2 separate regions of the Homo sapiens genome follow, and region 1 is linked to region 2. A link is an interaction called in ENCODE POLR2A ChIA-PET data of the cell type or tissue named here. Cell type or tissue: HepG2. All regions are shown on one strand. Links, peaks and the distances in the headings refer to the core of each region. The heading gives the core; the rest is flanking DNA.

What was found. ChIA-PET counts read pairs that join two places held together with the same protein. Peaks named below come from ENCODE experiments on the same cell type or tissue, not always from the same donor. Only the 100,000 strongest peaks of a DNase experiment are listed, where the experiment ranks them.
Region 1: POLR2A ChIA-PET joins it to region 2 with 8 read pairs; 2 of 35 experiments call an interaction of 5 or more read pairs at or near these places.

The regions. Positions count from the first base shown.
Region 1 is chrY:2,785,369-2,788,289 of GRCh38, reverse strand. SRY (sex determining region Y) reads left to right here and starts at 608. Exons shown (of 1, transcript NM_003140.3): 1 at 608-1,435. The coding sequence starts at 687. The coding sequence ends at 1,301. RefSeq lists promoters at 277-590, 1-590, 1-686. In HepG2, for the core only: no CTCF peak of the experiment used is centred there; no DNase peak of the experiment used is centred there; H3K4me3 peaks cover 1,854 bases.
Region 2 is chrY:2,836,413-2,839,333 of GRCh38, reverse strand. No RefSeq gene overlaps it. Among named protein-coding and RNA genes, the nearest start is that of RPS4Y1, 3.7 kb to the left of the region's middle. In HepG2, for the core only: no CTCF peak of the experiment used is centred there; DNase peaks (open chromatin) are centred at 1,223 and 2,064; H3K4me3 peaks cover 778 bases.

The DNA of each region.
Region 1 (2,921 bases), core at 277-2,776, 51 kb after region 2:
AACACTTCACTGAAACTGTTTTGAGTTCTTAGGTCATATTTTTTTTTCTCTAAACGAAACAATTACTTTTCTAAAAGTCAAATGTTAGCCATCCTAGAAGTTGGGCATAAAATACTTGTAAGTATATGCTAATATTCTGATACTTAATGCCTGTGAAAAATGTGTATAGAATTTTCAATTTTTAAATAGAAGTGAAGAAAAAGCGATAATAATTACTATAAATTCAATATGCAGTTATGTATGTATGTGTGTGGTTAAGACAATTAGGTTCTCATTAAGCTTTGTTTTTTTAAAGATAACATACACATATATTGATAATGATAAACAATTCATATAGCTTTTTGTGTCCTCTCGTTTTGTGACATAAAAGGTCAATGAAAAAATTGGCGATTAAGTCAAATTCGCATTTTTCAGGACAGCAGTAGAGCAGTCAGGGAGGCAGATCAGCAGGGCAAGTAGTCAACGTTACTGAATTACCATGTTTTGCTTGAGAATGAATACATTGTCAGGGTACTAGGGGGTAGGCTGGTTGGGCGGGGTTGAGGGGGTGTTGAGGGCGGAGAAATGCAAGTTTCATTACAAAAGTTAACGTAACAAAGAATCTGGTAGAAGTGAGTTTTGGATAGTAAAATAAGTTTCGAACTCTGGCACCTTTCAATTTTGTCGCACTCTCCTTGTTTTTGACAATGCAATCATATGCTTCTGCTATGTTAAGCGTATTCAACAGCGATGATTACAGTCCAGCTGTGCAAGAGAATATTCCCGCTCTCCGGAGAAGCTCTTCCTTCCTTTGCACTGAAAGCTGTAACTCTAAGTATCAGTGTGAAACGGGAGAAAACAGTAAAGGCAACGTCCAGGATAGAGTGAAGCGACCCATGAACGCATTCATCGTGTGGTCTCGCGATCAGAGGCGCAAGATGGCTCTAGAGAATCCCAGAATGCGAAACTCAGAGATCAGCAAGCAGCTGGGATACCAGTGGAAAATGCTTACTGAAGCCGAAAAATGGCCATTCTTCCAGGAGGCACAGAAATTACAGGCCATGCACAGAGAGAAATACCCGAATTATAAGTATCGACCTCGTCGGAAGGCGAAGATGCTGCCGAAGAATTGCAGTTTGCTTCCCGCAGATCCCGCTTCGGTACTCTGCAGCGAAGTGCAACTGGACAACAGGTTGTACAGGGATGACTGTACGAAAGCCACACACTCAAGAATGGAGCACCAGCTAGGCCACTTACCGCCCATCAACGCAGCCAGCTCACCGCAGCAACGGGACCGCTACAGCCACTGGACAAAGCTGTAGGACAATCGGGTAACATTGGCTACAAAGACCTACCTAGATGCTCCTTTTTACGATAACTTACAGCCCTCACTTTCTTATGTTTAGTTTCAATATTGTTTTCTTTTCTCTGGCTAATAAAGGCCTTATTCATTTCAGTTTTACTGGTATTTCATTTTAAACTTAATTTCAAGACAAGTTGTGTCAACACGATTAACATGCAAAGAAATAAGACATCCAGAAGTGAGCCTGCCTATGTTTGTGGCCGTCAGAGTACTAACTTGATACAAACGGACACTGTGGCTTACTTTAAATGCTCTAATGAGAAACACACTTGAAAATTGTACCAAAAAAAATCACACTTCTATATGCAGCGTGTTAAGCAGTCCTCTCTAGACCGTGTATTCATTGGTCTTTCAGCTACTTTGTACGTGTCTATAAATTGCAGGTAACTAAGGAATGGATATGTAAGCAGGATCAAACTTGTTTCTTTCTCTCCCCTTCACGCTGTGGAAAAAACCAGTTTTACCTCCACTTGCAATTCAGTTCCTTTACTCCATATAAATCCAAACGGTTGACATTTCCTTTCAACTAGTTATAAAATGCCTCTGGTAAAACAAAATATTTAATTCCTTGTCATTTTTGTATCTCTATGAAACTTATCATTTTGCCTTTCTTCTGAAAACTATCTTTTAAAATGGCAATCTACTTGTTTCCATGGCCTATTAACTTTTAAGCCTGTGGAATGAAAAATACAGAATTTTCATTCTCAACAGGAATGTTGAGAACGCCGACTACCCAGATTATGGAGATGGAAGGGCGGGGGCTGGTGACCCAACTGGTTTAATTTGATGGGATTTAAATAAAAATGTAATGCCAAGACTTCATAAAATTTGCACATAAGCTAAAGCAGGAAACTAGAAGTTTACAAATAACTGTAAACCACAGTTTAAAGTATAAATTACAAATAAATTTTTCTACAATAAAAATAAATCAAAAGTCAAAATTAATGGTATGTATCAAAGTCAGCTTTCCAATATTTCAAAACTTTTCAGAGACATTACCTTAAATAATAAAACTCAAACACTAAAAGAGTGTATATTAGAGATGGATGTCATGTTTCTCAAAGTTCAGGGTTTAAAAAAAGCTTTATTCCAGAGACAATATTACTTAATCTGAGCTTTATGCCAAATGAGAACTGTATATTGCCCATTACCTTTTAAACACTGACTCAAAACTACTTTGTAATATTTAAAACCACTCTTTTCACTCTCCCAAAAATAACACCCATTCTGACCTTCATTACCATACATTAATTTTCCTTTTCTTGAACCTCTGACACAGATTCTCTGTTTGACCAAACTTTAGTCAGGTTTCTGAACCTTCTCCTAGACTCGCCTGTGCACTTCCTTGCCAAACTCAGTTTTGGCAAAGAACTCTCCTAAGCCAGGTTAGCCAGACTGTACCCCCACCGCATATCTGATCACACTCAACACTTGATCGATCACCCTCAATATCTGATCAGGTTTCTCATCCTCCACCACCCTCTAGGTGATGTCTGATCAGCCTAGCCTGTCTTCAGCAAGAATCCTCCTTATCTATGATGTCTTCTCTTAGTGATTGTCCATCCATTGACCCTACTCC
Region 2 (2,921 bases), core at 286-2,785:
CAGAGTAGACTTGCAAATGTTGCAGGAGATGTAAACCTTCTTTTCTTATTCTCCCGTTATCCTACTCAACTGGCTAAGAACAAAAAACGAACCCAGCTTCCAGTTCCTATCATTAACGTTCATGGAATGGGAAGCATGGGAAATCATGGCCTTATCAAATTATAAGGATGCCAGCAGTCAAGCCTTTCCTGCAGTGACAAAAATGAAAGCTCATAGTAGAGGCGGGCAGATCACGAGCTCAGGAGATCAAGACGATCCTGGCTAACACGGTGAAACGCTGTCTCTACTGAAAATACAAAAAAGTAGCCAGGCATGGTGGCACGTGCCTGTAGTCCCAGCTACTCGGGAGGCTGAGGCAGGAGAATCGCTTGAATGTGTGAGGCAGAGGTTGCAGTGAGCCGAGATCGCGACACTGCACTCCAGCCTGGGTAGCAGAGCCAGACTCTGTCTCAAAAAAAAGACCTTGAGGTCCACAATGAATTTCTCTTTTGGGGCAATTGTGAGGAATCTATGTAGCTTTTTTTTTTTTTTTTCCTGAGACAGAGTCTTTCTCTGTCACCCAGGCTGGAGTGCAGTGGCACGATCTCAGCTCACTGCAAGCTCGCCTCCCAGGTTCACGCCATTCTCCTGCCTCCGCCTCCCAAGTTGCTGTTACTACAGGCGCCCACCACCATGCCTGGCTAATATATATATATATATTTTTTTGTATTTTTAGTAGAGACGGGGTTTCACCACGTTAGCCAGGATGGTCTTGATCACCTGACCTCGTGATGCACCCGTCTCAGCCTCCGAAAGTGCTGGGATTACAGGCATGAGCCACCGCTCCCGGCCCTATGTAGCTTTTTTTTTTAGCTTTGTCTTATTCTCATCTCAGGTTTGCCTGCCACAGTTCCCAGCTTGACTTTTCTCTTTGGCCTCGTAGTGATTTGGGGGTTCCAACATTTATTTTTCCTTTCACACTCTCTTAGTTGAGTAGTGCCATATGCATAATTTCAAAATAATCAAGGTGTAAGAAAATGTAACAAACTACTTGGCAATATACACTCCTACCTTAAATCAGGGATTGGGTGATAAAGCTTCCTTCCAAACAGTAAGCAAATTGATGTGTTTACTGAGCACTTATTCTGTGCCAGGCATGCGTTTTCACTTTTCACATGGCCTAAGTGTGTTGAAAGAGCCTTAGCCAAACAGGCTAAGGGATGTGGTAATGTGGCAGGCCAGGTCTCACTAACACAGGCCTCTATAACAACTGTTTCAGCACTGACTGATGGGTTAAGTTAAATATTAAAAGCTGAAAAAGCCAGTGTCCTTATACAAAGGCTGGAATGCAACAAAAGTCCACCAAGAGTTTTCCCCAGGCCTTTCCTGAACCTTAAAAGCATGATTAAACAAGTTTTACTGGGGATCTGAAGAAACTCTTCAGGCCTTCACAAAAAAGTTTCTTAGGGGGTCTGAAGGAACTTCTCAAACCTTTATGATTTAGCAGGTGACAAGTATAATCATCCCAGCACCTGCACCCACTGAGATTAAGCAAATTTACGGAGACTCCAGAGGAAAGTCTTCAGGACTCAGACCTTGCTTGTAGATTAAAAGAAGTATTCACATATGTCTTTAGATGAATGCACACTTACATGTAGATATAGAGCTTAGAAGCTATAGAAGCTCTGGAAAACTTTGTAATTTTGAGTCGGCCTGGCAATAATTTCCAGGCCTTCTCCCTGTAACCGCTTGTAGAAATAAAAACTCTTCCTCCCTCCCTCTGGAGGGAAAACATGCAACTGGCACTTGTACACTCCTAAGGTCAGAGACATCTGACTCTAAGATTGGGGGATGCACAGGTAGGGGAATTCTTCAGACCTCACCCTCTCCAAAGGAGAGGCCCTTGGCAGGGGTTCTGAGGTCTAGTACTAAGCCCTCCTTAGAATTTTCTCTGAATTGCCATACTGCTTGTCCCGAATATTGTTTGGAACCTGGAGTTTGCAGTTGAATGGGAAAGTGGGATGACATTGCATGTATCCAGGTTTTTGTACTGCTGTCTTAAGCAAGGGGCCTGGTTAATGTGTGACACTCTCATTTAGTGCTGTTTGGCCCCAGTACCCTTTGGAGTCGGGGGAGGTTTGGCCTTTAAAAATCTGCCATGGAGACTCCTTCAGCAGAAATTTTGGTTCACAGACTTCACTGAATTATCTGTTCAGGCAAACAGGCTAAAATCAGCAAGCTTATGTTGCTATCTCATGGCTGATGTTCTAAGCTATTGGATCTTTGTTTATGTGTGTGTATACAGGTCTAATGTGTTAATTTATATGTACACTTATTGTCATATGGTGTGTCTACCAAATTGGCTTATAACTAAGAGTGCTCATAAATTAAGTAAATAAGTATAAGCAATTTTCAAGTTCATGTGACTCAAATATAACTTTACTGAACAAGGTGGCTTTAAAATTATTTAAACTAATTTTAAAAATTATTTTAGAATAAAAATAGAAATGCCTTCTGAATTGTCAGCATACATTTTGTCTGAATTTTATGTTTGTCTTTGCTAGCTATTTTAACATGTCAGTGTTTGGCACAGAAGGTTATAAAACTATAAACTCAGCCAAAACAAAATTATCTTGGTTTGCATGCTTTCTGTTGATGAATGAGAGTAACTTATGAAAGGAAAATATTTTGCGCTCCCCAAAATCACTAAGCTGAAGAGAAAATTCAAGCTGGGAATGCTTATGGCCAACCTGCCTTCTATTGTATTCAAACTCACCCCTCTGCTCATTAAGATAAATGCATATCCGACTGCCTACCTCAGAAAGGCTTATCAGAAACTCAAAAAAATGCTACCGTTTGTTTCCCACCTATCTGTGACCTGGAAGTTCCCAACCCCCCTCCCCACTTTGAGTTGCCCTACCTTTCCACATGGAACCAATTTC